2 separate regions of the Homo sapiens genome follow, and region 1 is linked to region 2. The links are chromatin loops, found by intact Hi-C in ENCODE. Cell type or tissue: CD4-positive, alpha-beta T cell. All regions are shown on one strand. Links, peaks and the distances in the headings refer to the core of each region. The heading gives the core; the rest is flanking DNA.

Region 1 (16,740 bases), core at 5,913-13,912, 50 kb before region 2:
ACTATACAACTTGTTGGTAGCAAAGCCCAGATGTTACAAGCTATTACAGCTAATACATTAGTTCCCTTATGTTTCTGGACGGTGGTGGTGTTAGTGGTGTGGCACAGATATTGGTAGCCCAGCTTAGGGGTGGAAAAAGAAATACAGTGAGAAAAGAGGTTGTCTCTAAGCCAAAGAGCAAATTATGAATATAGACAAGAAGGGACCCAGGACATCAACACTTAGAATCCAAGCATATATTTAATTTAGACTACCAATTGCCATTATTTTGAGTAAAATATTAGCATTAAAAATAAAGTACGACACTTAAAATTTTTTAAAAAGTCTATTGGATCAGAGATGAGTTATATCTCTACAAATAGTGAGGATTTGCTCTGTATTTGACTTCATGAAGTTTCTGATTTACTTTTTAATCAAAAAGATTAGACACCTTGAAGACAATATAATGAATGTCATTTATAAAACCACTGTGTGCCTACTCTCTAGGTTTAGGTCCAGGGTTTTTTCTAAACACAGTTTTTTATGTAGTAAGTCATTTTGATTTTTGAGGATTTGATCAATAAGCTTCTACTTAAAGATCTCTGAAGATGCACATTCTAAGAGCTGGTGGCTAGCCCAGGAGAGTCTGAACTATTTTAGTTGCATTTTGAAAAACAGGTAATGAAAAGAAGAGTAAGGACTGGAAGCCACATAAGGTGGTTAAAAGGTATAAATGGACGAAAATCCAGACCTGCTCCTTAGCCCACTAAAACTTTTTTTTTGTTTTGTTTTTGAGACAAGTCTTGCTCTGTCACCCAGGCTGGAGTTCAGTGGTGTGATCTCAACTCACTGCCACCTCCACCTCCTGGGTTCAAGAGTTTGTCCTGCCTCAGCCTCCTGAGTAGCTGGGATTACAGGCACATGCCAACATGCCCAGCCAGTTTTTGTAAGTTTAGTAAATATGGTGTTTCACCATGTTGGCCAGGCTGCTCTTGAACTCTCGACTTCAAGTGATCTATGCGCCTCGGCCTCCCAAAGTGCTGGGATTACAGGCATGAGCCACTGAGCCCGGCCATAGCCCGCTAAAACTTTGACAAACATCAGTGCAATTTAACTATAAGTTCCCAATCAAGAGCTACTCCTCTGAGATCTATCTGATTGAAAATACCCCACCAGAAAAACCTTATCCTCATTTTCTCAGGTCCTAAAAGTTAATTAAAGCCACTCTCTGAACTTGAAGCAAAATTTACACAGGCAGTTTGAGGTTTCTGAATCTTTGGGGCCAAATGTGCTCAGAGGAAAAGGAAGAGGTCTTGTCTTTGAAATATTAAAAACCATTCCAGGGCTGGGGCCTTAGCACTTCGCTGTAGAGCTCAAGCCTAATTTCAGGGTACCAAGAGAGGGGCTTCTGAACATAAAGCCCAGGAGGCAATCGAGAAGGGTTCTTACCCTGGGATCCACATGGAGGTCTGGGAACCTCCTGTGGTTGTCTCTAAAGGTTGGTGTTTATGTCGATGTTTTTGCTTTCATCTGGGAAAGACAAGTTGTAACTTTCATCAAAATCTCAAAGAACTCTCTGATCCAATAAGTTCATACCTTTGAAATAGAGGAGGATGCCAAGGAGAGTAGAAGGAAGAGAGGAATAACTGCTCATTTAAGTTAACCAATTCAGAAGTATGACATGCAAAAAGACAGGACAAAAGTAATTCATATCCTTAGGTCATTGTGGTTCAAACTTAAGACAGGCTCAAACTCCTTCCTCTTCTCTTTATCATACTCTTATTCCTGTTTTCCCCAACACAGAAACCCACATTATAAGTACTTGAAAAGTGTGCTATAGTAAAGCAAAGCAGTAGGATGAATCAGGTGTATGCGGTACTTTTTTCTGGAGTCCCACAGAAAGGTGCTCAAAAACAGAGACCTGCCTGGTTCCTCCATAGCCACAGACTGCAGGATTTCGGACCCTGGGACTATGTGGGATACTCTTGGAAAGTCTGAGGAAAATTGGAAGTAGCTTAACCATGTGCATTTTATCTAGGTGCATATAACATTGCTGAGTTCAAAATGCCTAGCTATCCTTGGATCTTCCCTGAATTAGAAGTAGCCTAACCACGTGCATCTTATCCATGAGCATATAACATTGCTGAGTTCAAAATGCCTAGCTATCCTTGGATCTTCCCTGAATCCTAAACCCCACTATTCCTAAGAATTTTCTTTTTATTGTAACAATAATGGCTAACATTTACTAATCACTTACTATGTGTCAGGCTCAGATCTGGATGCTTTTCAGCAAAATCTTATTTAATCCTCATGATGAAACTATAGAGTATTATTACTATATCCATTTTATAGAAGAAGAAACTGAGTCATTAACAAGATTGAGTCTTAGGGCAGAAAAGGAAACTATGTGGATATTCCAGATCAGTCCCAGAAGATTCATAGGCTCACAGAAAGAAATGGGAGGGATGGGGATGAGAAACTATTCAATTGTAAGCTTGTCCCAGGGCACCTACCCAGTCTTCCATTTATTCCATCATTTATCCCAGAGAGAAGTACAGTCTTGGAAAATGGGGTGACAGGTTTACCATGATCTATTCTCAGAGAGCCCCTATAAATTCTAGTAGGAGGAACAGCAGCTGCGGAGCCAGAGGACAGGCCCCAGATCCCAACATCATGTAGCCTAACAGTGAAGCTTAGATAAAACACAGCCTCTGTAAACCACGATGGCTTTATTTGTAAAATAGAAATAGCAACCTCAACTCACAAGGGTGTTGGGAGGGTCAAAGTGGACAGCAAGTTTAAAAGTACTCACAAAATCTAATAGGCAATTCAACATAAAACTCCATGGCTATCGCTGTTCCTCACTTTCTGAACCTTTACCTGCCTGACTTTACTCCATACCACTCCAACTCACTTCAACCACTTCCCATGCAGAAAAAAATAAACTCACCATCTCCTCTGTGACTCTGCTGGTTTTCTGCCTTCTGCCCAACCCAGACTGCTTACAGTCTCACTGCCTCCCCTCAGTGTCAGGCTGTTTAGAAAAACAACTTCCTATTCACATTCCAGAAACTCACCACAGCCCTTCCCATGAAGTTAGAATGTTGATAATGCAAGAGTAATGTTGGCAGCTTAGAAATAGTGGTTGCCAAGAGGCAAGGGGTCACCCCCTTCCATGGAAGATGGTCTGGAGGCAGGCGCAAGGTGAATTACTCCTGGATATCCCAGGCTGAGCAATGTGGGAACAGTACACACACAAAGGTTTCCTTGGATTATGATATAAGCTCCAATTTAAAGTAGTACATTTGGAAAACATGCTTTGAATTAATTACAATGTGATTTTCCAGTGCCCATTTTCCAGTAATTATGACATGTCAGTGAATGTTTACTATTCCGGCAGCCTTCTGAGGGAAAGAAGCAAAATTAGTAGCACAAAAAAAAATAGAGAGAAATGGAAAAAGCCACTAACAGTTTTCTGGCGCTTGGGAAATTTTATTGGTAAGTTTCAAAATGACGTATTAAATAGACATAGGTCATGTGAAAGGAATTCTGCTTCTTATATCAGAAATAAAAAGGTATACAAATAGATACCTTTTTATTTTCCTCTTCCCATGGGATGTGTAGGACCAAAAAGCTGTTGGCATAGTGGTTAAGACTTCAGCTGTGCTGTTAAACTGCCCGAGACCCATCCTGGCTCCTCTTCTGGCTATCTACTGGGCAAACTACTTAAGCTCTCTATGCCTCTGTTTCCTCAACTGTAAAACAGAATAACAGAACTTGCCTCACCGGGTTGTTGTAGGATGAAATGAGTTAATATGTACAGAGTGATTGAAATGACACTTGGCCCACAATTGATGCTCAACAAATGTTAGTGATTATTATTACTTTTCAGATTGATCTCAGACAGCAAAATCAAGTATCAAGTATTTAGTTTCAAGTCAGAAAGCCATAACTCCTATTTATACTCTTGGAATTCTATTGTACAGTAGTAGGTATTATTCTTCATTCACTTCATGATGGTTACAGCTTGTAAATAGGCATCTCATGGATAAATTTAAAATGGAATGAAGTAGAAACATTGGAAGAAAGTCTAAAGGTAAAGATGAATTAGGGTATATAAGGCTGCATTTGCACGTTGGAATTTGGGACCAAGAAGAAAAAATTAATTATATAGTAGAAGTAGAAAAGATGGTGAAGGAAATGCTGTTGAAGGAATGACTGTAGGGGAATAAGGGAAACTTAGAGAGAGGAAAAAATGAGGAACTTCTTGGCAGCATGATGCAGTTCAGAGTCCAGACCCTAGAGTCAGACTGCCTGGCTCCACCACCTACCAGCTGTGTTGGGCGTTACTAATCTCCCTATAACTCAGTTTCCTCAGTGATGTGGTTTGGCTGTGTCCCCACCCAAATCTCATCTGGAATTGTAGCTCCCATAATTCCCACAGGTTGTGGGAGGCACCTGGTAGATCATTGAATCATGGGGGTGGTTTCCCCCATACTGTTCTCATGGTAGTGAATAAGTCGCATGAGAGCTGATGGTTTTATAAGGGGAAACCCCTTTTGTTTGGTTCTCATTTCTCTCTCTTCCCTGCTGCCATGTAAGACGTGTCTTTTGCTTTCTACCATGATTGTGAGGACTCCCCATCCACGTGGAACTGTGAGTCCATTAAACCTTTTTTTTTTTAATAAGTTATCCAGTCTCGGGTATGTCTCTATCAGCATCATGAGAACAGAATAATACACTCAGCAATGTGAATAATAAGGATAATAATCACCAAATACATAGACATGTAAGGACCATTAAATGAATTTAATGTGTTTGGAACAATACCTATCACGCTGTTAAGTGTAAGTTTAAGTGTTGGCTATTATTCTATAAGACTTGCCTCCATGTCTTTCTGTTCTTACTTTCACTCACCAGCCCCTCTTTTTGGCATTGCCTCATGTTAGAAAAAATATATATAGTCTCAGATGGGGATGAGGAAGTGTGGTATGTAGACTAGTAGGTTCTTTTTTTGAGACAGGGTCTCACTCTGCGGCCCAGGCTGGAGTGCAGTGGCATGATTACTGCTTGCTCCAGCCTTGACCTCCTGGGCTCAAGCAATTCTCCCACCTCAGCCTCCTGAGTAGCTGGGACTATAGATGTGTGCCATCACTACTGGCTAATTAAAAAAAAAAATCTCTAGAGATAGGGTCTCTCTATATTTCCCAGGCTGGTCTTGAATTCCTGGGCTCAAGTGATCCTTTCACCTCAGCCTCCCAAAATGTTGGGATTACAGGCATGAGCCACCATGCCCAGCCTGGTAGTTTCTTATTTATAATAAGTTTGATATTAATAAGTTCAATTGATCATATGTTTTTAAGTTTGATATTGTTAAATTTTAGTGAATATAAGGAAAGCATAAAAAGATTCCTATGCAGGTGACATTAGCAAGATGGTGGAGTAGGAGATGTCAGCCTTATGCCCCAACAAAAAAACAAACATAGACAGTTATACACAAACCAAAATAGCCCTCACAAGGGTGGGGAGTTGGGGGATGGGGCTCAAGAGCCTGTTAAAGAATTTGGAACAACACAATGGAGAAAAGAAAGAATATCCATGTAGAAGAATCACCGGTGAGACTGGCATATATGAGACACCAGGAGATAGCTACGAATAAAGAAATTTGTAGGCTATCTGTGTCAGTCATGTGACACAGAGCCACTGAGGCCCCCAGTGTCCTGCTCCACAGAGGACACTGGCATCTTTTATCCAACAGCCATTCCCATAGCAGGATGCTAAAAAGGGAAACACAGTTGCACTACCCCTCACACCCCCTCACCAAGAAGCAGCTATTGTTGCACTGCCCCAGGACTGGGGCCAGGGTTACCACCTCTCACAAGTCTATGTGTGTTCCTGATCCCCAAAAGTTGTGGCTGCTCTACAGATATTCACACTCTGGACTGTGGCTCTGTGGCTGCAGTGCACCTCCTCATGTCTCAGACACTGGAGTCACTGCTGTTGTGAACTAGATCTCACCCTGGGACCCCAAGCCAAGTTCTCTCTGTGAAAGTCTTTGCTCCAGACACTAGTTCAGCCACTGTAGAAAGGTAACCCATATTCTCAACTCCAGAGCTGCTGTAGTAATGTGCACACCTGCGCTCCAGACCCTGTCTCTGAGGCTGTACTACACACACCCACACCTCCAACACCAGAGCCACCACTATAGTGAGCTAGTGAACACCCTGGGTCCTAGAGTCAAGGTTTCTCTGTGCCTGTCCATGCTCTAGTCACCAGCTCAGCCACCAAGGAGAGCTAGCCCACACCCTGGATCCTGGAGCCACTGTAGCTCTGCGTATGCATGCAGTAAAGTCCCTGGCTCCTTAGCTGCTTTATAAGTACCTGCATTTTACACACCATTATCAATGTGATAGTAAGTATGCCTGTGCCTTGGGCACTGGTACCATTGCTACAATTGAATCTGGTGCTGTGGTCCCTCCATGCATGCCCATGCTTCAGGCCTTGGCTCTTGGCCACTCCATGGGCACTGTTCATCAGACACCAGTGTCACCACCACCAGGAGCAGGCCTGCAAGTTAGACCTAATTCCAAGAGGGATGTCCTCAGTCATGACTTCCCAGGTGGGGAAAAAAAGAGATATGGAGGACTTGTCACAATTGAAAACCTCAACAGCCTCATTGCCACTGTAGATACCCACAGTGTTGGCCTCTAAGGATCCCTGTAGTATTCACTAACACCAACCTCAGCTGACAGATCTGCATGGAGACCACACAGCTTTGCCCCTACTGAAGTCAGAACTTTTGCATCCCACCCAGCCAGCATCCTCGCATTATTCCACATAAGAAGGTATTTCTCCACCAAAGTCAGCCCATACAGCCTGAAATTGGGGCAGATCCACCAGATGCTCAGACAGCAGTGTAAGGCAGCAAGAAACATGAAAACCCAAATTAAAATATCACCACCTAAGAAACACAATAATTTCCCAGTAGCTGACCCAAAAGAAATGGAGTACTACAAATGGCCTGACAATGGATTCAAGATAATTGTTTTTAAAGAAGCTCAGTTACTTTGAAGCAAACACAGAGAAACAATTTGGTGAAATCAGAGAAACAATAAATGCACAACATAAGAAATGTAACAGAAAGATTGAAATCATAAAAGAAATTGGAGCTGAAAAATATAATGAATGAAGTGAGAAATGCAGTAGAAATCACCAGTAGCAGACTTGATCAAGCAGAAGAAAGAATCTGTGAACTGAAGACAGGTTTTTGAAAATATACAGTGAGAGGAGAAAAAAGAATGAAAAGAAATGATGAAAGCCTACAAGATTTATGGGACAGCATCAAGAGAGCTAACATTCAGCCAGACTCAGTGGCTCATGCCATAATCCCAGCGCTTTGGGAGGCCAAGGTGAGTGGATCACCTGAGGTCAGGAGTCAAGACCAGCCTGACCAACATGGTGAAACCCAGTCTCTACTAAAAATACAAAAAAATTAGCCAGGGATTGTGGCACATGCCTGTAATCCCAGCTACTGGGGAGACTGAGGCAGCAGAATCTCTTCAACCTAGAAGGCAAAGGTTGCAGTGAGCTGAGATCATGCCACTGCACTCCAGCCTGGGTGACAGAGTGAGACTGCATCTCAAAAAATAAAAACAAAAATTAAATTAAAAATTAAAAAAGAGAGCTAATGTTCACATTACAGTAGTTTAAGAAGGAGAAAATAGAGGAAAAGGGGGTCAGAAAGCATATTTAAAGATTGCTAGCTGAAAATTTCCCAAATCTGAAATAAAATATTAATATTCAGGTACAGGAAGCTTAAAAATCTCCAGTCAGGTTCAATCCAAAAAAGACTACACCAAGACATAATAATCAAACTATCAAAAATCAAAGACAAAGACAGGATCCTAAAATCAGCAAGAGAAAAGAAGCATATCACAGACAAGAATTGCAATAAGGCTATCACAAGATTTCTCAGCAGAATGCTTCTAGGCCCAGAGAGAGTGAGATGATATATTCAAAGTGTTGAAAGAGAAAAAACTGCCAACCAAGAGTCCCATCCTTCAGAAATAAAGAAGAGATAAAGACTTTCCCAAACAAATAAAAGCTGAGGTAGTTCATCAACACGAGACCTGCCTTACAAGAAATGTTAAAGGGAATTCTTCAAGCTGAAAGAAAGGGATGTTAATTAATTACATGAAAATCTACGAAAGTATAAAAGTCACAGGTAAAAATAAAAATACAGTCAAATTCAGAATTTTCCAATATTATAATTGTGCTGTATAAATCACTTATATCTTTAGAATGAAGGTTAAAAGACAAAACTATTAAAAATAATTATAACCACAATAAGTTAACAGATACACAATATAAAAGATGTAAATTATAACATCAAAAGCATAAAGTCTGAAAAATATTAAAAACCTATAAAATGTGGAGGGAGAGTAAAAGTGTGGAGTTTTTTTATCCTTGAAGTTAAATTTTATCAGCTTAAAATAGCCTGTTATAACTATTATATGTTTTATCTAAGTCTCACAGTAACTACAAAGCAACAACATCACATTAAAAGGATTATTCACCATGATCATGTGTAATTTACCCCTGGGATGCAAGGATGGTTCAACATAAGAAAATCTATAAATGTGATACACACATTAGCAGAATGAAGGACAAAAGCCATATAATCATCTCAATATATGCAGAAAAAGCATTTGACAAATTTTACCATAATTTTATGATAACAATTGGTAAAGAAGGAATAGTGCCCTCAGGCAATAGGAAGGAATAATACCCTCAGGTGTGGAAAGAAAGTAACTTCAACAAAATAAAGGCCATATACATAAGCCCACAGCTAACATTATAGTCAATAGTGAAAGGTTGAAAGCTTTTCCTGTAAGATCAGGAGCAAGGCAAGGATATTCACTTTTGCCACTTCTATGCAGCACAGTACTGGAAATCCAAGCCAGAGTAATTGGGCAAGAGAAAGAAATAAAAGACATCCAAATCACAAGAACTTGTCTATGATTTCAGACAACATGATCTTATATATAGAAAACCCTAAAACATGATCTTATATGTAGAAAACCCTAAAGACTTCATAAAAAAAAACTTTTAGAACTAATAAATGAATTTAGTATAGTTACAGGATACAAAATCAACATGCAAAAATCAGCAGTGTTTCTCATACACTAACAACAAACTATCTGAAAAAGAAATTAAGAAAATAATCTCATTATACCAGCTACAAAAAAACACACTTAGGAATAAATTTAACCAAAAAGATAAAAGATCTATATACTGAAAACCATGAAACAAATTGAAGAAGACAAAGGAATTGAAAGATATCCCATATTTATGAATTTGAAAAATTAATATTGTTAAAATGTCTATACTACCCAAAGCAGTCTGCAGATTCAATGTAATTCCTATCAAAATTTCAATGGCATTTTTCAGAGAAATAAAAAATAACAATCTTGAAATTCATATAGAACCACAAAAAAATCCTGAATAGCCAAAGCAATCTTAAGCAAAAAGAACAAAGCTAGAAGCAGCACACTGCCTGATTTCAAAATATACTACAAAGCTATAGTAATTCAAACAGCATACTGGCATAAAAATAGATACTTAGACCAATGAAACATAGTAGAAAGATAAGGAATAGATTCATGCATTTACAGTCAATTGATTTTTGATAAAGATGCCAAGAACATTCAATGGTGAAAGGAGGGTCTCTTTAATAAATGATATTGGGAAAACTGGATATCTATATAAAGAAGCTTGAAATTGGATTCTTGTCTCACATACATAAATCAAAGGAAAATGGATTAAAGACTTAAATATAAGTCCTGAAACTATAAAACGATTAGAAGAAAACACACATAAAAAGCTCCATGACAGCTTGCAGTGAGCCGAGATCACGCCACTGCACTCCAGCCTGGGCGACAGAGCAAGACTCCGTCTCAAAAAAAAAAAAAAAAAAAAAGCTCCATGACATTAATCTTGGCAACGACTTTGTATATGACCACAAAAGCACAGGCAACAAAAGCAAAAATAAACAAATGGGATAACTTCAAACTAAAAAGCTTTTTCCAAAGCAAAGGAAACAATTGACAGAGTGAAGAGACAACCTATGGAGCTGAAGAAAATATTTACAAACCATGTATCTGATAGAAGATTAATATGCAAAATATGTAAGAAACTCAATTGCAAAATGCACACACACACTCGCGTACACACACACACACACACATATAACTCAATTTAAAAATGGGCAAAGAACCTGAATAGACATTTCTCCAAATAAGACATATAAATGGCCAACAGGTATATTTAAAATATTTGACTAATCATCAGGGAAATGCAAATTACAACCACAATGAGATATTACCTCATACCTGTTAGAATGACTACTATAAAAAAGATGAAAGGCTGGGTGCAGCGGCTTATGCCTGTAATCCCAGCACTTTGGGAGGCCGAGGCTGGCGGATCACGAGGTCAGGAGATTGAGACCATCCTGGCTAACGCAGTGAAACCACGTCTCTATTAAAAATACAAAAAAATTAGCCACGCGTGGCGGAGGGTGCCTGTAGTCCCAGCTACTCAGGAGGCTGAGGCAGGAGAATGGCGTGAACCTGGGAGGCAGAGCTTGCAGCTTGCAGTGAGTCAAAATTGCACCACTGTACTCCAGACTGGGTGACAGAGCGAGACTCTGTCTCAAAAAAAAAAATAAAAAGATGAAAGATAACAAGTGTTGGTAAGGATGCAAAGAAAAGGGACCACTGCACACTGTTGCTGGGAATGCGAATTGGTAGAGCCATTATGGAAAATGGTATGGAGTTTCCTCCATATGACACAATCCCACCACTGGGTATGTAGCCAAAAAAAAAAAATGAAATCAGTATGTCAAAGAAATGCTAAACTCCCATGTTTTTTGCAGCATTATTCACAATAGCCAAAATATGAAATGAACCTAGGTGTCTGTCAATGGACAAACGGCTTTCAAAAAAAAGTGGTATATACACACAATGAAATACTACTGAGTCTTTAAAAAGAAGGGAATCCTTGGCTCAGCACTGTGGCTCACGCCTGTAATGCCAGCACTTTGGGAGGCCGAGGCGGGCGGATCATCTGAGGTCAGGAGTTTGAGACCAGCCTGACCAACATGGAGAAACCCCGTCTCTACTAAAAATACAAAATTTTCCAGGCGTGGTGGCACATGCCTGTAATCCCAGCTACTCAGGAAGGCTGAGGCGGGAGAATCACTTGAACTCGGGAGGTGCAGGTTGCGGTGAGCCAAGATCGCGCCATTGCACTCTAGCCTGTGCAACAAGAGTGAAACTCCGTCTCAAAAAAAAAAAAAAACCCAAAAAAGAAGAAGGAAATCCTGTCATTTGCAACAACATGGATGAACCTGTAGGACTTTATGTTAAATAAAATAAACCAGGCATAGAAAGACCAATATGTGATCTCACTTATATTTGGAATCTAAAAACACTGAACTCATAGAAGCAGAAAGTAGAAAGGTAGTTACTAAGGACTGGAGGTGAGGTGTGGGAATTCGGAAGATGTTGGTCAAAGGATACAGAGTCTCAGTTAGGAAGAGTAAGTTCAAGAGATCTATTGTACCACATGGTCACTACAGTTTATAACAATGTATTATATACAGATGATTCCTGACATAAAATGTTTCAACTTAGGATTTTTGACTATATCATGGTGCAAGAGCCATATTTATTCAGTATAGATTTATGATGGGGTTATGCTTGGATAAACCCATTGTAAATTGGAAATATCGTAAGTTGAAAATGCACTTTCAACTTTCAACATTTTCAGCTTATGATGATGGGTTTATCAGGATGTAACATCATTGTAACTTGAGGGGCATCTGTACTTGAAAATTGCAAAAAGAGTAGCTTGTAAATGTTCTCATCACACAAAAAATAATAATGTGAGGTCACTGATATGTTAATTAGCTTAATTTAGCCATTTCACAAAAGTATAGATATATCAAAACATTGTGTTGTACACCATAAATATATATAATTTTTATTTATCAATTACAGTTAAATTCATACATACATACATATACACATACCCACCAAAAATAAAGAAAAAAGAAAATGAAAAAGAAGAATCTCTAGGAATAGGAATGAGAAGAAAAAACTGAATTTGTTTAAAAGCTACTCAGGCTCAATACCATTTTCTCATATGGATATAATCTGTGTAGAAAATTTGGGTTGTCACTAAAAATGGGATATAATTCCAATATAATTTAATTAGTAGTGTTATATATCTGGTTTGTATTTTTTTTATGTCTTCAGATTATACCATACATTCCCAGAGGGCAGGGATCCTTTCCTATATTAATCTTCCATCACCTGAAGTATCTAGCAGAGGGCAGAGAGACACTCAGCAAATACTTGTTGATTCATTGGTTGATTCATTAGACCCCAAGGGGACACAATGAAAGTGCTCCCTCCCATGTTCCTCTCTGAATTCTATTTATCTCATTACACTGGTGCATTCAAATACACAAGAAATAGCTAAGTCCCTTTGAGACTCCTGAGAGTGTGCTAGCATAGGGATTCAGTCATGAGTATATCTCATGAAGCCCATGGTTTTGTTGGGGGTGGGGGAGCAGATATTAAATAAAAATCACACAAATAAATTCAGGAAGAAAAGAATGTGGTACAATGAAAGGGCATGATAGGAATTGGAAAACTCCTTTAAGAGAACAGACACTTCTCAAAAGAAGACATTTATGCAGCCAACAGACACATGAAAAAAAATGCTCGTTATCACTGGCCATCAGAGAAATGCAAATCAAAACCACAACGAGATACCATCTCACACCAGTTAGAATGGCAATCATTAAAAAGTCAGGAAACAACAGGTGCTGGAGAGGATGTGGAGAAATAGGAACACTTTTACACTGTTGGTGGGACTGTAAACTAGTTCAACCATGGTGGAAGACAGTGTGGCGATTCCTCAGGGATCTAGAACTAGAAATACCATTTGACCCAGCCATCCCATTACTAGGTATATACCCAAAGGATTATAAATCATGCTGCTATAAAGACACATGCACACGTATGTTTATTGCAGCACTACTCACAATAGCAAAGACTTGGAACCAACCCAAATGTCCAACAATGATAGACTGGATTAAGAAAATGTGGCACATATACACCATGGAATACTATGCAGCCGTAAAAAATGATGAGTTCATGTCTTTTGCAGGGACATGGATGAAGCTGGAAACTATCATTCTCAGCAAACTATCGCAAGGACAAAAAACCAAACACCGCATGTTCTCACTCATAGATGGGAATTGAACAATGAGAACACTTGGACACAGGAAGGGGAACATCACACTCCAGGGCCTGTTGTGGGGTGGGGGAGGGGGGAGGGATAGCATGAGGACATATACCTAATGTAAATGACGAGTTAATGGGTGCAGCACACCAACATGGCACATGTATACATATGTAACAAACCTGCACGTTGTGCACATGTACCCTAGAACTTAAAGTATAATAAAATATATATATATAAAGAGAATGACTTTGGAGCTGAGGTCTAGGTTGGGAGAACTTTCTAGGCCAGTCAAGGTTTGGAGCAAGCAGCCTGGGAGCCTAGAGACAGCCATGGTGGCCTTGGGGCAGGAACAGAGGCTAGAGATGTAGGGAGGGCCTTGGCTATGCCAGGTCTATGTTAAAATTGAGTTTTCACATGTGCCATCTGTCATTAGATCAAATCAGAGACAGTTATTTCTTCAGGAAAATTTCACCTGCAAAGCTGTTTCCTCCACTCAGAAGACTAGGGAACTTTGTAAATAATAGGTTATAGGAAGACAAGTTACAATTTAAAAAAAAGAATTTACAGCTTTTTTTCTTTACTGTTAATATATGTTCATTGTGAAAAAATACATTGAAAGTTCAGAAAAGCACAAAGAAGGGGAAAAATTGCTCATAATACTGTCACCAATGAATCTGAATCACATTGTACATTGTTTTAAAATATGCTTTTTAATATTCAGTGATATATCATAAACCTTTTTGATGTTTTAAAATATATTTCTGTTCTAGTTACAACTAAAAAACTCCCAAATATATAAGTAGATATAAGTATAACTATACACATGGAGATATAGATATACATATAGATAGAGATACAACATAATGATGAGGAATGAAGATAAATTCAACCTCCCCACAGCTTAATGTCCTTAACAAAACTTCCCAGGGAGATGGAACACTTCTGGTCCATTTGCCTGAAGTGTCTGTCCCTTTCCTAATGTTCTCTCCCCTTGTCATGGAAAAAGATGCCAATTTTCCCCATACAGCTTTAGAAAGGTATCTTATACAAGTTTCATGAACTCGTGACTCTGCTTGCTGAAATGCCATTTGAATTGGCCTGTGGTATTATGCTCAAACATTTCTTTTCTTTATCTTTGCTCTCCAGTTTTTGAAAGGGAAGGAAAGGCAAGGAAATAAGTCAACTTAACAAAAGTCCCAAACAGTAAACATGAACTTTGAAAAAACTGTCTTCCTATATATCCTTAAATAGAAATAGGATCCTCAGGAAACACTATACATTTCCATATTTATACCCACTTAGCCCCACTTCATGGTTCATTTTTTCATTTTATATATTTTTGTGAGGGCCTGCTCTGTGCTATTATCTAAGCTACGCTCTGATCACACAAAGATGAATAAGACAGAGTCCCTGTCCTGAAGGAGCTCGAACACCTGTGGAGAAGTGAGCATATAAACAGATAATTATAGACAATGTCAAGGAGTCAATAAACACAGTCCCACAAAAGGGACTCCCACAAGAGACCCACAAGAGGCCATCTGACAGTCTGATAGTGGGGGTGGAGAGATGGTCAGAAAGGGTGTGGAGGAGAAACCCTTGAGCTGAGTGAAATAAGTTGGATTCTTTGGTGCAAACTCAATGGTTAAACTTGCACACAAGGAAAATGCTCTAAAATCAACAGACAAATTAGGAAGTGGTTTTTCTCCTTAAAAAAAGTTCTATCCTTCCCAAAGCATACTGTGTCTGCACGCTCCGATCACCAAAAGGCTGTGATAACCACAGAAGGGTTATCACCCATTCTAGAATACTAGAAACATAGTCACATGGGTGATCTATTTATAAATGAACACCATGATAGATTATTTAAAAGTCACTGAGGAAAGGAAGCAGAGATATTGTTATATTTATGAGCTGACATTATTCTTGGGCCAGACCCTGGCTACACATTTAAAAAGCTATATCTCATTTAATACTCACCACGACATCATGAGGTAGGTTCCATCTGCACAACTGGTCTGTCTACTTAGACAGTATTTTGATGTCCATTTTATTTAAAAGGAAATTGAAGATTAGAGCGTTAACTGTTTTCCTCAAGATGGCACAGTTGTTAAGTGAAATAAATGGGATTCAAATTTAAGTGCACCCCAAATAATACTATATTAAAATATGGGATTTTTCATTAAACTCATTTAAAAGTGCTCATTTTTGTTAAGAGAAGAGGTCCTTCAGAACCCCTTCCCTTAGTTTTCTGGTGAGCTCTATGCTAGAAATCTCTGGTAATTAAAGATGAATTAAAAGTAAGACTATATCAAGCTACTTCTTGTATCTGTGTCAGGACACAGAAATCACATCTCAGGGCAAGATCTTCTGTTATTAAGTCTGCTTGAGTCAAAATCACCTTGTTTACACAGGGAAGCTTTGGTCAGTTTTCTGGGCAATCATTTTTTTGTTTTTTTGTTTGTTTGTTTTTGAGACAAAGTCTCACTCTGTCACCCAGGCTGGTGTGCAATGGCTCAATCTCGGCTCACTGCAACCTTCGCCTCCTGGGTTCAAGCAATTCTTGTGCCTCAGCCTCCTGAGTAGCTGGGACTACAGGTGGGGAAAGTATTTTTGATCTGGAAATGTGGGGCAAACATGAACATGCTTCAATTCGTAAGAAAAAAAGCCTAGGTTGAATGGGACGTAGAACTGGCTAATTTCTGAGTCCCCACCCAATCATTGAATTAAAAATTATGCGGTTAAGAGTTTCCTGAAACCTTCCTGGTTGACTTGTCCTACTGTTTCCCATGATCAAAGGTAATAAAAGACTAAATAGCTAATAATATTCATTTTCTTTAATGCATTCAGGGGAATGTTACCTCCAATGATGATTATACCAGGTCTCTGCAATCATTCGTTCTTTAGAGATACATCTCTGAAATTACAAATAGATATCAAATTTATAAAAACATGCATTAAAAATTTTCATTGAAACATTTATTAAAAATTAAAAATGCTAATTAAGCATTTAGAGGCACATCCCATGGTTTATGAAAGTGTTTCTCCAGTTTAATTTTTTGCTTAAAAATCAACTCATAATGGATAAAAGACCTAAACATAAGACCCAAAACCATAGCTCCTAGAAGAAAACACAGGAGGAAAGCTCATTAAAGTTGGTCTTGGCAATGATTTTTTGGATATGACCCCAAAAGTTGAGGCTGCAAAAGCAAAAATGAATAAATGGAATAATATCCAACTAAAAAGTTTCTGGACAGCAAAGGAAGCAATCAACAAAATGGAAAAATAGCTTACAGATTGGGAGAAAATATTTGAAAACCATATATCTGATACGGAGTTAATATTCAAAATACAACTCAATAGCAGAGAAGGAAATAACCTAATTTAAAAATGGGCAAAGGACTGAATAGAGATTTCTCCAAAGAAGACATAAAAATGGGGCCAAGGGCA
Region 2 (16,740 bases), core at 6,717-14,716:
TATTGGCAGAAAGAAATAATCTTGGGTTAACTATAACTAGAATATTGACTCTTCCTCTGTGGAAGAATCAGCCAATCACATTTGTTTACATCAGTTCCCCTGAAGAAGAAAAATACACTGATGTTGCAGCAAGACAAATTTAAGCTAGATGTAAATAACTTCCTTTAGCCTGTAATGCTAGGCTAATTACATATTGGAACTATTTTTTCAGGGAAGAATTGTGTAGGGTTTCAGGGAAGAATTCTGAAGAAAATATAGAGCTGAAATGATCTTGCAGCTCACTGAAACTGCAGGGTTTAGATCCACACTGATACTCGTTCTATTATCACTGTAATGAAGGCTGATGGAATAAGTAAAAATGTTTTGTATTAGTATGTTTTTACACTTATTTGCAAGGCATAAATAGGTTAGGTTTTGATCTTAATTTAATTCTAACATGTATTGTGCACAAGCTGTGAGCAGTTTTCAGGAGTTAGGTATCTGGCCATGACTGATTTTTCAGGAGTTAATCATCTGGTAGAAGGGTCATACACAATAGGAAGATGTGTGTGACAGGTTGTGATCATTACTATAATCACACAGAGAGCTGTAGAATTTTAGGCTGGCAGGGTGGCTCACGCCTGTAATCCCAGCACTTTGGGAGGCCAAGGCAGGCGGATCAAGAGGTCAGGAGATGGAGACCATCCTGGCTAACACGGTGAAACCCCGTCTGTACTAAAAATACAAAAAAAAAAAAAAGCCAGGCGTGGTGGTGGGCGCCTGTAGTCCCAGCTACTTGGGAGGCTGAGGCAGGAGAATGGCGTGAACCCGGGAGGTGGAGCTTGCAGTGAGCCGAGATCGCATCACTGCAATCCAACCTGGGCGACAGAGGGAGACTCAGTCTCAAAAAAAAAAAAAAAAAAAAGTCATGTTAGATCCAGAGGGGTAGCAACTGGGGCTGGGCTGTCAGTCAACTCAGTCAACTCAGTCAACTCTGCTCCCCCACAGGAGATGCCAGTGATGCATTTTCATGGCCAACATTGTCAGTCAGCATCATTGAATTACTCCTGATTATAGAGACACAGCTGCAAACGATTCCCCATTAAATATGATGTTTCTTGCAATGTTTGGAAGGTACTCCTTTTTAGTAAGGGAAATCCCCTCTTCTGGCTTGCTGAAAGTTTTTTCTTTCCATTTTAAAAATCGTGAATTCCTTTTTGCAATATTGAGGTGGTTATATGGTTTCTCTTCTCTAATCTGTTAATATGGTGATTTAATGGTTAGAAATTTTCTAATGTAAATTCCACTCATATTGCAGAAATAAACCTAAACTGAGCATGAGGCTATATTTTTTATTTGCTTCTATATTTGGTTGCTATACAGTATTATGTTTAAGATTTGTTCACATATATTTGTGAATGGGATTGGACTATTTTTCCTTCTTGCCGATTTTTATCTGGTTTTTAAATTAAGGATATTTTAGACTTATGAAATATTTGGCAAACAATCCTTGGCAAGTAATTTTTTGGGGAATTTGTTTTGGCTATTTTGAGTATTACCCAATATATTTTAATTAAGTTATTCTTAATGTTTTCTTAATTAAAAAAATTACCTACTCTAGAGATATTCTTTATGTACTCCAGATTTTGTCTATTTATACCACTTTTCTTTTTTCCTCGATGAGTGTCATAGATGTTCATCTATTTTTTTATCTTCTTTGATCTTCTCTTATTCCTTGTTTCTATTAACTTCTGAAGTTTATTATTTTCTTTTTTCCACTTCCTTATGGTTTATTCTTTCAATTTTTCTCTAACTTCTTAAGTTGGGTGTTTAATTTTTAGCTTGCTTTGCTTTTTTAGGATAAGCATTAAAACTACAAATTTTCCTTGTTATTCTTTTGCTGCACCCCAAATTGTTGATATTTCTATTGTCTAATTTCTATTCAATTAGAATACTTTAAAGTTTCTTTTTGGTTTTTAAAAACTAACTTTTTAAATTGACAAATAAAAATTGTGTATATTTATTGTGCACAGCATATGGCTTTGAAATATATGTACATTGTGGAATGGCTAAATTTAGCTTATTAATGTATGCATTATCTCACATACTTATCATTTTTTGTGGTGAGAGCTATGTGACTTTTGAACTTATGAGTTATTTAAATATTTTTAAATTATTAAGCATATTGGGATTTTAAGTAATTTACCTTTTTATTATTAACTTATAACAAGTAGAACAGTTAACCTGTATGATTCTACATCATTGAAATTTATTGACATTTGCTTCATAGTCTATTATATGGTCTACTTTTGTTCATGTTACATCTGTAGTAGAATTGGCTAATAGTTGAGTAAAGTACACATATGTCTATGAAATCAAGTGTAATCCAGAGAAAAAGAGAAATTTACTGAATATATTGTTCTAGGTGCTATTATATGTTGTCATGTTTAATCCTCACCACAATTGTATGAGGCAGCCATAATTAATTCCACTTTACACATGAGGAGCCTGAGGGTTAAAAAAAAAGCTAGCTCTACTATTTGTAAAGAATGAAGCAAAGATACAAATGAAGGCCCACATATCCTATAACTAGATATTTAAGCATTTTAATTCAAGCTTTAAAACTGCTAAATAAAATGTGCTCCAATTTCTATATTGACAGACATACCTTCCTAATGAGCTGGGGTTCGAATTTAGAAATCTTTGATGCTTCAGAGTCCACACTGAAATGTGGAGGCACATAGTGAGTTGGTCCCCAGCCTTCAGTCCACCCACCTTCTCTTTACTAAATCACCTTTCACATACATGTATGAACACCCCAGCCTCCAAGTCCAAACCCTAAACAAAATGGGACACCCTTGTGCATACACAGAGACACAGCCCATCCTCAGGAAAACCTGGAAAAGTCCATACAAGTTCTGGAAGCAAGCTTGGGACGGTTTCAGTAGTGTGGTCTATAAGGGAGGCCTCAGAAGACAGGTTTTCTTAATTCTGTGAACTTCTCCCACAGTAGAAAGGGTGCTGGAGGAGGGTCAGAGTGAGGACTTCTAAAGCATGGGTCCTGAGTAGGGGCCACTCTTGCCCAAGTCTAAGAAGGGTACTAGAATAGCACACTACTACTAGATACTAGAACCCAGATACAAGCACAGGTCTTCTGAAATTAATAATAATAATAACTATTACCATTATTATACCAGTAGCTGTCATTTATTTAGTGCTTATTATTTGCCAGTCACTGTTCTAAATTCTTTACATGTATTATACAACTGCCATATAACTGCCATATGAGGGATGTACCCTCATTGTCACCATTTTACCGATGAGAAAACTGGCATAAAACGTTTAAGTAACTTGTCCAAGTTACAGAGCTTAGTGAAGCCACAATGTTGCTCAATTTGCTCTCAAACTTCAAAGGGATGGGAAGGACACCTAAGTCATAGAGTCTTTAAGAATCAGAGCTAGAAGGAATCTTAGATGTTATCTAGTCAGCCTCCTCCCATTACAGTCCAAGAGAAGATGGCCCTGAGTTACTTGTAGCTATTTTTGCATGTGAATTGCAAGTGAATATACATTCTACTGAAGATAAAAGATATTTAAAGATATCGCTGGATATAGGAACAGTGGTTTTAAATCTCTAGGCTTTAACTTTTCTCAGAACAAGAAATCCTTTTTGGTTTTAATCTATATGCACATCTGTATTTTTCTCAATTATCGGGTAGTAAAATATAACTTTTCTTCTGTAATATTTTTTAACTTTAATGAGTGTTCCTCATAATAGAAAAGTTTGGAAACCATTGCTATGGGTATATACTTTCTAAAGGGATAGTAATTTCTCTAGAATATTCATTTAATGCTCCAGAAGTAATTAGCACAATTGTGCAAGTCTGTGCATCATCAACTATACATTCTGCCTGTTTACTCCAAATCCACATGAAACTGATTATACAGTCAAAGGCGAGCCCAGTGGAGAGGCATTTTTGGAGACTTCCTGGTACATTGAGACAGGGTCGGCCAGTCTGCGTTAGGGTCTTGGTCAAAACTGCATTTCTGAAACTAAACTCAGATTGCTTTCTTTTAAGGGGTCAGAACTGATTCAAATCTACATTTTTAAAAGCCTTAGATGTGGGGCTTTTCCTATTCCCAGTCTCCGCTATTGGTCTTTGTGAATCCACAGGCAATTTGGCCACATCCTTGACTCTCTCTTATATTAAGAATTAAACAGCTAAGTTCATGCAGAGGAAATATAACAAAGGAGGGACTTTCCTACAAGATCTTTGAAAAATGGAACATTTGCATAAGTCATATTTAGCCAGAACTGTTGTTTTATATTTTCCTTTCTGAATACTTTGTTACACCTCCTCCCAGCCAACCCCCCCCCTCCCTGACCCCAACTAGTCAGAGACCAAAGCCTTCACAATGGTTTACACTTGAACCTTCCTGGCCCCACCCTCATCATCACGCCTGAATAATTACATTCACTGACTGGTCTCCCCTGCTTCCGTTTATCTCCACTCCTAAACCCTCTGACACCTTAATCTTCCCAGAATACCATTGTGATCCTGTTCCACTCTTGCTCAAGTTTTCCCAGAAACTAGAGTACAAACTTTATAAGCTTTAGAGTTGAAAGCCACTCTATCTCTTTTTCATCCCCAGGTCTCTGCCAAGGCAGTATAACCTGTCCAACATCTCTAACTTCAATACCTTTGTCTTAGATACTAGACTCTCCTCCTGGTTTCTAATTAAACCTGATCTAGGATCTAATTTTGCCTCTGAATTCTGTTGCCCTTTGCCAAGTGATCTCTTCCTCCTCTGAGCCGCAGCATCTCTGAGCTTGCACACTTAGCATAGCCATAGCACACACAGCCTTAGCTTGCAGTTCAGGGTGTTTACCTTCCCTCCCCTTCCAGATGCTGGATCCCCAGGGATAGGAACTCTGCCCTTATGTGTCCATAGCCCCTGGTAGTATGTCTTGCAGTCGTACATTTTCAGCAAATGTTTAATTGGTTAATTGAAGACAACTGTCCCATGCCTTAAGCCTCTCTTTTTGCTAAACATGCCTGTGTCCTTTGTCATTGAACAACTATTTTGATCTATTTTCTTCCTGACATAGGGGTCAGTTCCGAGGATGCTGAAATCAAGAGACATAGCTTATTCTCTCAAAATTGCTTTCAAGAGTGATTTTGTTGTGAATTGAGAACTGGCTGCCTACTTTTGGACTACCCACTTCAGCAAGAGTGTTTGAAACCAAATCTATTCTAAGTAATTTTTTATTCCCTTTTCTCTATGGCATTAGACACACAGCTCTTTTAAACTACCTTTCGTTATCTATTAAACAGACATTCAGTAACTCTATAGACACTGTCTAGCTATATGAACTTAGACAAACTAATATCTCTGAGCTTCAGTTTCTTAAAATTTAAAATGAGGACAATACCATCTATGGCCGGGGATTAAATGCTATGAGGAATGTAAACCAGATGTCAGGTACCATCTCTCTAAAATCCAGATAAAATGAATTAAAAATACTGGCCGCAAACCCTCTCTAAGAGTTCTCAAAATTCTCAGAGAGCTTAATTTTCATGCTCACCATAGCACCGATTTTCTTCTAAATATTTTGTTTCTACCAAAATATTTTGTCCCAATTTTGCCTTTTATGGCTATTTCTTCATATCCACTTTCCCAAACTAAAGAAGCAGCCCCTTCACCTTAAACTCCTCCTTCAAAGCAACCTAAATACAGGTCTGGGTTTGTATTCCTAGTGGGATGTTACAGAGGTTAGTGTGATGCAGAGGAGGAGTCATGCTGTTTAAATCCATACTAGTCCCCAGAGGCCAGGCTGCTTCTGCCACCCCTACCCCTCCCGCCACAGAGCTCTTCAGCTTCTCACATTTCTAGTTCTTCTCTCTCTACTTTCATTACCTTCTCTCTTTTTTTTTTTCTTCTCATGTGCTCACGGGAGCAGAGAAAATTAACTCCTCTAAGTTTTCTTAACACAGAGTGCCTTAATTACATATTACTATTGTTTGAGTTCCTGCCAACACTACGTCTGTAGGGTCACACCTGCTATATTAGAGGCTTATCAAAAAAAGATAGCTTTCTCCTAAAAAGGGATTTGGATGCCTACTAAGATAACTGGATGCCAAGATAAGTTTAACCTAACAAACTTTATTATTATTATTATTATTATTATTAGAGATAGGTACTTATTCTGTCACCCAGACTGCAGTGCAGGGATGCAATAATAGCTCACTGCAGCCTCAAAGTCCTGAGTTCATGCAATCCTTCTGCTTCAGCTCCCTGAGTAGCTAGGACTACAGGCATATGCTACTCTGCCCAGCTACTTTTAAAAAAATAATTAGGGATGGGGTCTTGTTGTATTGCCCAGGCTCGTCTCAAACTTCTGGTTTCAAGCAATCCTCCTGCCTTTTACCTCCCTAATTGTTGGAGTTACAGGCATGAGCCACAGCACTCAACCAAGATTTAAAAACTTTTAAAAGAAATCACATTACTTACTGTTATCATCATTATGGTTACTACCAGTGTTAAAACAATTGGTATTGAAAACACCACTACCAGATCAAGCTTCAAACCAAGATGTCAAGTAAATATTATTGTCAGACCTCTGAGCCCAAGCCTGCAGGTATACACCCAGATGGCCTGAAGCAAGTGAAGAATCACAAAAGAACTGAAAATGGCCGGTTCCTGCCTTAACTGATGACATTCCACCATTGTGATTTGTTCCTGCCCCACCTTGACTGAGGGATTAACCTTGTGAAATTCCTTCCCCTGGCTCAGAAGCTCCCCGACTGAGTACCTTGTGACCCCCACCCCTGCCCACAAGTGAAAAACCCCCTTTGACTGTAATTTTCCACTACCCACCCAAATCCTATAAAACAGCCTCACCCCTATCTCCCTTCGCTGACTCTCTTTTCAGACTCAACCTGCCTGCACCTAGGTGATTCAAAAGCTTTATTGCTCACACAAAGCCTGTTTGGTGGTCTCTTCACACAGACCATGTGACATTTGGTGCCGTAACTCAGATCGGGGAACCTCCCTTGGGAGATCAGTCCCCTGTCATCCTGCTCTTTGCTCCATGAGAAAGATCCACCTATGACCTCTGGTCCTCAGACCAACCAGCCCAAGGAACATCTCACCAATTTTAAATTGGGTAAGTGGCCTCTTTTTACTCTCTTCTCCAGCCTCTCTCACTATCCCTCAACATCTTTCTCCTTTCAATCTTGGCACCACGCTTCAATCTCTCCCTTCCCTTAATTTCAGTTCCTTTCTTTTTCTGGTAGAGACAGAGGAAACGTGTTCTATCTGTGAACCCAAAACTCCAGCACTGGTCATGGACTTGGAAAGACAGTCTTCCCTTGATGTTTAATCACTGCAGGGATGCCTGCCTGATTATTCACCCACATTTCAGAGCTGTCTGATCACTGCAGGGACGCCTGCCTGGATCCTTCACCTTAGTGGCAAGTACCACTTTGCCTGGGTGGCAAGCACCACCTCTCCTGGGGGGCAAGCACCACCTCTCCTGGGGGGCAAGTACCCCCCAACCCCTTCTCTCCATGTCTCCACCCTCTCTTCTCTGGGCTTGCCTCCTTCACTATGGGCCACCTTCCACCCTCCATTCCTCCCTTTTCTCCCTTAGCCTGTGTTCTCAAGAACTTAAAACCTCTTCAACTCACGTCTGACCTAAAACCTAAATGCCTTACTTTCTTCTGCAATACCGCTTGACCCCAATACAAACTCAACAATGGTTCCAAATAGCCTGAAAACGGCACTTTCAATTTCTCCATCCCACAAGATCTAAATAATTCTTGTCGTAAAATGGACAAATGGTCTGAGGTGCCTGACATCTGGGCATTCTTTTACACGTCGGTCCCTCCCTAGTCTCTGTTCCCAATGCAACTCATCCCAAATCCTCCTTCTTTCCCTCCTGCCTGTCCCCTCAGTCCCAACCCCAAGTGTCGCTGAGTCTTTCCAATCTTCCTTTTCTACTGACCCATCTGACCTCTCCCCTCTTCCCCAGACTGCTCCTCCTCAGGTCGCTCCCCGCCAGGCTGAATCAGGCTCCAATTCTTCCTCAGCGTCCGCTCCTCCACCCTATAATCCTTCTATCACCTCCCCTCCTCACACCTGGTCCAGCTTACAGTTTCATTCTGTGACTAGCCCTCCCCCACCTGCCCAACAATTTCCTCTTAAAGAGGTGGCTGGAGCTAAAGGCATAGTCAAGGTTAATGCTCCTTTTTCTTTATCCAACCTCTCCCATCTCAGTTAGTATTTAGGCTTTTTTTCATCAAATATGAATACCTAGCCCACTCCATGGCTCATTTGGCAGCAACTCCTAGACATTTTACAGCCTTGGACCCAGAGGGGCCAGAAGGTCATCTTATTCTCAATATGCATTTTATTACCCAATCCACTCCCAACATTAGAAAAAGCTCCAAAAGTTAGACTCCGGCCCTCAAACCCCACAACAGGACTTAATTAACCTTGCCTTCAAAGCGTACAATAATAGAGTAGAGGCAGCCAAGTAGCAACATATTTCTGAGTTGCAATTCCTTGCCTCCACTGTGAGAGAAACCCCAGCCACATCTCCAGTACACAAGAACTTCAAAATGCCTAAGCCACAGTGGTCAAGCATTCCTACAGGACCTCCTCCATCAGGATCTTGCTTCAAGTGCCAGAAATCTGGCCACTGGGCCAAGGAATGCCCTCAGCCTGGGATTCCTCCTAAGCCATGTTCCATCTGTGTGGGACCCCACTGGAAATCGGACTGTCCAACTTGCCCAGCACCCACTCCCAGAGCCCCTGGAACTCTGGCCCAAGGCTCTCTGACTGACTCCTTCCCAGATCTTCTTGGCTTAGTGGCTGAAGACTGATGCTGCCTGATCGCCTCAGAAGCCTCCTGGACCATCACAGATGCTTTTGGTAACTCTTACAGTGGAGGGTAAGTCCGTCCCCTTCTTAATCAATGCAGAGGCTACCCACTCCACATTACCTTCTCTTCAAGGTCCTGTTTCCCTTGTCTTCATAAATGTTGTGGGTATTGATGGCCAGGCTTCTAAACCCCTTAAAACTCCCCAACTCTGGTGCCGATTTAAACAACATTCTTTTATACACTTCTTTTTAGTTATCCCCACCTGCCCAGTTCCCTTATTAGGCTGAGACATTTTAACCAAATTATTTGCTTCCCTGACTATTCCTGGACTACAGCCACATCTCATTGCTGCCCTTCTTCCCAACCCAAAAGTGGCAACTCCTTTGCCACTTCCTCTCATATCCCCCTACCTTAACCCACAGGTATGGGACACCTCTACTCCCTCCCTGGCAACAAATCACACCCTCATTACTATCCCATTAAAACCTAATCACCCTTACCTGGGTCAACGCCAGTATCCCATCCCACAACAGGCTTTAAAGGGATTAAAGCCTGTTATCACTTGCCTGTTACAACATGTCCTTTTAAAGCCTGTAAACTCTCCTTACAATTCCCCCATTTTACCTGTCCAAAAACTGGACATGCCTTACAGGTTAGTTCAGGATCTGTGCCTTATCAACCAAATTGTCTTGCCTATCCACGCCATGGTGCCAAACCCATATACTCTCCTATCCTCAATACCTCCCTCCAAAACCCCTCCATAACCCTTATTCTGTTCTGGATCTCAAAACATGCTTTCTTTACTATTCATTTGCACCCTTCATCCCAGCCTCTCTTCACTTTCACTTGGACTGACCCTGACACCCATCAGCCTCAGCAACTTACCTGGGCTGTACTGCCGCAAGGCTTCATGGACAGCCCCCATTACCTCAGTCAACCCAAATTTCTTCTTCATCCATTACCTATCCAGGCATAGTTCTTCATGAAAACACACGTGCTCTCCCTGCTGATCATGTCCAGCTAATCTCCCCAACCCCAGGACTGGCAAATTGACTTTACTCACATGCCCCAAATCAGGACACTAAAGTACCTCTTGGTCTGGGTAGACACTTTCACTGGATAGGTAGATGCCTTTCCCACAGGGCCTAAGAAGGCCACCGTGGTCATTTCTTCCCTTCTGTCAGACATAATTCCTTGGTTTGGCCTTCCCACCTCTATACAGTCTGATAATGGACAAGCCTTTACTAGTCAAAGCACGCAAGCAGTTTCTCAGGCTCTTGGTATTCAGTGAAACCTTCATACCCCTTACCGTCCTCAATCCTTAGGAAAGGTAGAACTGATTAATGGTCTTTTAAAAACACACCTCACCAAGCTCAGCCTCCAACTTAAAAAGGACTGGACAGTACTTTTACCACTTGCCATTCTCAGAATTCGGGCCTGTCCTCGAAATGCTACAAGGTACAGCCCATTTAAGATTCTGTATGGACGCTCCTTTTTATTAGGCCCCAGTCTCATTCCAGACACCAGCCCAACTTGAACTGTGCCCCAAAAACTTGTCATCCCTACAATCTTCTGTCTAGTCATACTCCTATTCACCATTCTCAACTACTTGTAAATGCCCTGCCCTTTTTTACAGTGCTGATTTATACTTTTCCTCCAAACCATCATAACTGATATCTCCTGGTTTTACCTCAAACCGCCACCCTTAAGTCTCTCTTAAAGTGGATAGAAGATCTTCAGTGACAAGGTACACTCCAATACTTTCACCCTAATAAAGCCCTATTCTTTACTTTTATATTCACTCTTATTCTTGTTCCCATTCTTATGCCACTCTCTACCTCTCCCCAGCTATCTCCACCACACTATCAATCTCACTCACTCTCTCCTAGCCATTTCTAATCCTTCTTTAACAAACAATTGCTGGCTTTACAATTTCTCTTTCCTCCAAAATCACCGAGTCCTCAATTTACTCACTGCTAAAAAAGGGGACTCTGCATATTTTTAAATGAAGAGTGTTGTTTTTACCTAAATCAATCTGGCCTGGTATATGACAACATAAAAAAAACTCAAGGATAGAGCCAAAAACCTTGCCAACCAAGCAAGTAATTATGCTGAACCCCCTTGGGCACTCTAATTAGATGTCCTGGGTTCTCCCGATTCTTAATCCTTTAATACCTGTTTTTCTCCTTCTCTTATGCAGACCTTGTGTCTTCCATTTAGTTTCTCAATTCATACAAAACCGTATCCAGGCCATCACCAATCATTCTATACGACAAATGTTTTAAGGGAGGAGACCACCCCTCATATTGTCTTATGCCCAATTTCTGCCTCCAAAGAAAGAAGTAAAAATGAAAAGGCAGAAATGAAATCCACAGGCAGACAGCCTGATGCCACACCCTGGGCCTGGTGGTTAAGATCAACCCCTGACCTAATCAGTTATGTTATCTATAGATTACAGACATTGTATGGAAAAGCACTGTGAAAATCCCTGTCTTGTTCTGTTCCTCTAATTACCAGTACACGCAGCCCCTAGTCATGTACCCCCTGCTTGCTCCCCCTGCTTGCTCAATCAGTCATGACCCTCTCACGCAGACCCCCTTAGAGTTGTAAGCCCTTAAGAGGAAAAGGAATTGTTCACTCGGAGAGCTCGGTTTTTGAGACATGAGTCTTGCCAATGCTCCCAGCTGAATAAAGCCCTTCCTTCTTTAACTCAGTGTCTGAGGGGTTTTGTCTGTGTCTTGTCCTGCTACAGTTTCATCTAACAACCCCATAATATCACCCCTTACCACAAAATCTTCCTTCAGCTTAATCTCTCCCACTCTAGGTTCTCACGCCACCCCTAATCCTGCTCGAAGCAGCCCTGAGAAACATCGCCCGTTATCTCTCCACACCACCCCCAAAAATTTTCACTGCCCCAACACTTTACCACTATTTCGTTTTATTTTTCTTATTAATATAAGAAGATAGAAATGTCAGGCCTCTGAGCCCAAGCCTGCACGTATACATCCACATGGCCTGAAGCAAGTGAAGAATCACAAAAGAAGTGAAAATGGCTGGTTCCTGCCTTAACTGATGATATTCCACCATTGTGATTTGTTCCTGCGCCACCTTGACTGAGGGATTAACCTTGTGAAATTCCTTCCCCTGGCTCAGAAGCTCCCCCACTGAGCACCTTGTGACCCCCACCCCTACCCACAAGTGAAAAACCCCCTTTGACTGTAATTTTCCACTACCCACCCAAATCCTATAAAACAGCCCCACCCCATCTCCCTTTGCTGACTCTATTTTTGGACTCAGCCCACCTGCACCCAGGTGATTCAAAAGCTTCATTGCTCACACAAAGCCTGTTTGGTGGTCTCTTCACACCGACACGCGTGATAATTATTATATTACTTTTAACTAAAACCCTTTCAGAGTCTCGCAGGGAAGGCTGTATATATCTCATAAAATGTTGGGGCCCACTGGATCAGACAAGGCCACAAAGGCCAAAGGGAAGTAAAGATCTCATTATTTCTCCTAATAATTTCCCTGTCCTTTGTCATAAATGGTGGGTAGGCTGTTATGGTGATGGCAGATTTTCTTTCCATAAAATGTCCATAATAGGACATTTGAACAGAAGGGAAAAATCAAATTGCTGAAGTTGAAAGAGGGCAATGCAAAGAACTTTGGAGAAAGAACTGTACAGAGAAGTCAACTGGCAGATGGGAGGAAGTTTAAGGGGAAAAATATAGATGTCTAAAGAATACATTTATTCATTTTCCACAGTGCAATTTGGACAAGAAGCCTCTTTCTTGCTTCTTTCTATTCTCATTAAATCATTAGAGCTCAAGCAATCCTTCTGCCTCAGCTTCCCGACTAGCTAGGACTACAGGTATGTGCTACTATGCCCAGCTAATTTTTTAAAAATTAGATTTTAATTTGGTGAACTATTTCTGTAGGAAACTACAATAATACAGCCCAGGCACATTGATCTTGGGTGAACAAATCAGAAGGAATGAATAATTCTGTGTTCCTGGGACTCTGACAATTTCATGAACTTGGTACTCTGAGTAAAGCATAGGAGGAGTTATTTCATAAAATGTGGAGCACAATCATGTGACAAAGATAATGGGATCCCCATTTCATAAATAAATCTGAAGTTCAGAGAGAGTAACAACTGGCCAGGGTCACATCACGGAGACAGAGGCAGGGTTCCCACTGATGCCTCTGACTCCCTGTCCCAGGCCCTTCCTCCTCCCGCAAGCAGAAGTGCAGGGGGCAGAGCTGACCCTGTGCAGTGAAAATCTGAGGGCTGAGTTCCTATTGGAACACAAGTGAAAGACTTCCTGGCTTCTAATCTCAGGATAAGGACTCAGAGCTCCATCTGTTCCAGCCTTAGGATAAGAACCAGAATCTTACACCATGAAAGCATGAAAGGTAAGATTTGAGTGAGGAAAAAAAAAAAAAAAGTCTGTGTTTCAGATTCAGTTCACAAAGCAGTTTCATACTTAAGGTACCATCACAATAACCCTGTGGGGTAAGCAAGGCAAATTTCATTCTTGTTTTATGGGCATAGGAAGTAAGTCTCAGGGAGGTTAAGACCAAGGTTTCTGGAGAATTTTATATTATGAATCTTGATTTATGGGATTACTATTATGTAATTCCTAAGATCATATAGGAATCCTAGAGCTTGAATATAGAACTTTATTTTTAAATCTATATACATCATAATTACAAGGAGTAGTGTCCATTTGGGTTCCTTGGCCCTGATGTGTTAGTGGAATAAACATTTTTGTCAGGGTTGCCATGTGTGTCTGTGCACGTGTGCACTGTACACCTCCAGGGGATGTACCCTAAACCACATGAATGTGATTTGCACATCCAAGATTTACAGTGTACTATAGGGAGAATCTTTTGCAACAGCTTTTGCTATAATACAGAATCTGAGATGTCTTTGAGAAAGAAAAGTGTAATCATTACCAAAAAATTATTCTCATAATGTGTGCAAATTTGTATGAAATCTATATTGGCCATGGGACAAGGAGGTATTTCCAGCTAGCTTCTGAAAGGGCTCTATTCTCTCATAAGAATTCAGCTGTTGACATTAGGTGATATCTGCCCAGGTCATCAGATGCCATAGAGAAAGAGGGTTTGCTGAAACTTATATCAGCAGTGCACTGTATGCTCTTTCTGATTTATTTGAACATTCATTTATTGAGTGTCAAGTAATGCACTAGATACTCCAGGGATCTGACACAAACTCTGCCCTGAAGGAGCATGTAATCTCACTGGGGAGAAAACAAAACATATGATAATTTCAAAATAACAAACTAGGCAAACTAGTTAACACTTAAAAAGCAGGCTTTATTCAAATGCAAAATTGCATGTTACAGGGTAACCTTTCAGTAAGAAGCCAGGAAGAGGAGCTCATCATGGGTTGGATTAGTAAAGGACTAGTTATAAAAGAAGTGGTGGGGTTGAGGGAGGCCTGAGATGAAATTTAAAGAATATGTAGAATCTAGGTAAGTGGATAAAAGGTCTGGGGGCAGGGGAAAGGAGAGCATTTCATTGTGAATCAAGGAATTTCTCCACCTGTTTTAACTCTTCCATATGACATCAAAGAGATGTCACTTGCAGCTAGCATTTCAGTGATGTTTTCTTACTAATAATATCGTGATAAAAGAAACATTGACTATAAGAAATAGGAATGGGTCTCATAAAAGGAAACAGCAAAACCCCCAAACTAAAAAACAGCGCAGGCTATTTCTCTCTTCTCTCCTTTTGCTTGGCACTCATGAGATGCTAGGTGTGGAAGTCAGCCAACTGAAAAAGAGAGGTGGCTGAAGAAGGTGGGGAGGCTGAAGCCAGTTAAATAGGATGGTCCAATTCACAGACGGCGAGGCTACAGTGCAAATAGGACTCTTTCAACTTGAGCAGGACCCCATTACTTCACTGGAGTTAGAAAGAAAGGAGAGCGTAGACTTTTTGAACTTTCTATAAGAGTGTACCTCCACAGTATACAGAAGACGACGTGAAATTTGATCTGCAAGAAAACTGAGTCCATATTCACATATGTATCAAATTTGCACTTCATTTAGAAGTGTCTGTCATCAAGTACAGCACTGAATTGAAACTGAAAACAAGAGTCAAGAAAGAGCAAAGTCAGCCATCTTTATATTCCACATGAATCCTTTCCCTTTATGGTCTTATTTGTTTCTCCTCAGAAAAGACAAAAAGCTGAGCTGTATAAACACCTGTGGGCTGGGGGTTGAGGGATAAATGAGGGGCGAAATGGAAGCTGAAGGAACTGTTGGTCAGGTAGAAATCTTCCCAGATGCACTGAAGGAAACACACTTCATGTTTGACGTAGGAGGTGCCACCACACAAAACGTTTCATGGAAGGATTTAAAGGATCTCATGATTTTTAGTATTCCAAGAATTTTCTTTCACCAAGGGCGATTTAATATGGGTCATTCATACTGAAAGAAAAACAAAAGATAATAAGAGTTTAAAAATTGCAAAACTTGGAGTGTTAGTAGTAAAGGTAAATATTCATTAGAGATGAGAAGAGGAGCAAGGAAATGCTTTCAGCTGGAAATCTCAGACAAGAGGCCAGGCTTTAGGAACCTCTGAAGATGAACAAATGTAAGCAAACCCTAGTAGCAGCACTTCTCAGATTTTCATGTGCTTACCACTCAGAGATGGTGTTAAAATGCAGACTCTGATTCAGTAGGTCTGAGTGGAGCCTGAGATTCTGCACCCCTAACAAGCTCTTTAGTGATGCTTATGCCACTGGCGCACAGACCCCACTTGGAGAAATTTTTGTGGTGCATACGGTCTTTGTCTCCAGATCTAATGAGTCTGAAGGACAGTGTAGATTGATTTTTTAAATTTATGTTTATTTTAATTTAATTTAATTTAATTTATTTATTTATTTATTTTTGAGATGGAGTCTCACTCTGTTGCCCAGTCCGGAGTGCAGTGGCACGGAGGCAGCTCATGCAACCACGGCCTCCTGGGTTCAAGCGATTCTTCCGCCTCAACTTCCTGAGTAGCTGGGAATACAGGCACGTGCCAGCACACCCAGCTAATTTTTGTATTTTTAGTAGAGATGGGGTTTCACCACATTGGCCAAGCTAATCTCAAACTCCTGACCTCATGATCCACCTGCCACGGCCTCCGAAAGTGCTGGGATTACAGGCGTGAGCCACCGAGCCCAGCTGTAGATTGATTTTGAGCAGTGGAAAGTCAAGGAATTAGAAGGCATGCTTAAATGGAAAGTGAAATTGGAGAAAATTTAAACTCATGAAATAGTGGTGGTTATAAACTCGTGATAAATTATATCCTGGGATATAATTTAATGAGATGGTAACACATTTAGTTTAAAGAAATAAGTGACACTTTTTTTGTGTGACACAACTGTCTTATTCTTGGAAAGGACAAGGAGAGAATGAAATATGGTATGTCTTCACAGCACCTTTCAAAGGGAGAACCAGATTCTGAGGAGCTGGTCTCATGATGAACTGTCAGGGTAAACCACAGTTCAGCAGCTGCAAATGTGCTTGCCAAAATAGAGACAAAAAAATGTTTCTGAAAACAAAATTTCACATATGCCCTCCTCTGAGGTTGGCATCATATCTTCCTGTGTATCTTGGGTGTAGCTTCTATCCTGCCAGAATTTAGACAGTAGAAACCAAATGAGGTGATAAACAGAGTCATTTTGCAGAAGAGTCAAAATAACCCAGCAAGAAATGAAACCACAAATGCCCAAGGAGTCATTCATTCACCATTCAAAAGCTAATAGAAATGAACACAAACTACTATGAAAATTCACCCAAGAACTTAAAAAAAAAAAAAAAGGCTCATGGTGTTTAGTGTGATAGTATTCATTTTAC

The links. A loop is a pair of places that touch in the nucleus more often than their neighbours do. Peaks named below come from ENCODE experiments on the same cell type or tissue, not always from the same donor. Only the 100,000 strongest peaks of a DNase experiment are listed, where the experiment ranks them.
Region 1: it touches region 2 in a loop (2.3-fold over the local background); 6 of 110 quality-filtered maps call a loop at or near these places.

Annotation. Positions count from the first base shown.
Region 1 is chr1:169,627,143-169,643,882 of GRCh38, forward strand. SELP (selectin P) reads right to left here and starts at 2,982. Exons shown (of 17, transcript NM_003005.4): 1 at 2,930-2,982. The coding sequence starts at 2,932. In CD4-positive, alpha-beta T cell, for the core only: no CTCF peak of the experiment used is centred there; no DNase peak of the experiment used is centred there.
Region 2 is chr1:169,676,479-169,693,218 of GRCh38, forward strand. SELL (selectin L) reads right to left here. Exons shown (of 9, transcript NM_000655.5): 9 at 14,189-15,324. The coding sequence ends at 15,306. LOC107985745 (a long non-coding RNA gene) reads left to right here. Exons shown (of 3, transcript XR_007066727.1): 2 at 6,991-7,147; 3 at 7,278-7,454. Among named protein-coding and RNA genes, the nearest start is that of SELL, 27 kb to the right of the region's middle. RefSeq lists an enhancer at 4,007-4,256. In CD4-positive, alpha-beta T cell, for the core only: no CTCF peak of the experiment used is centred there; no DNase peak of the experiment used is centred there; H3K4me3 peaks cover 509 bases; H3K27ac peaks cover 3,555 bases.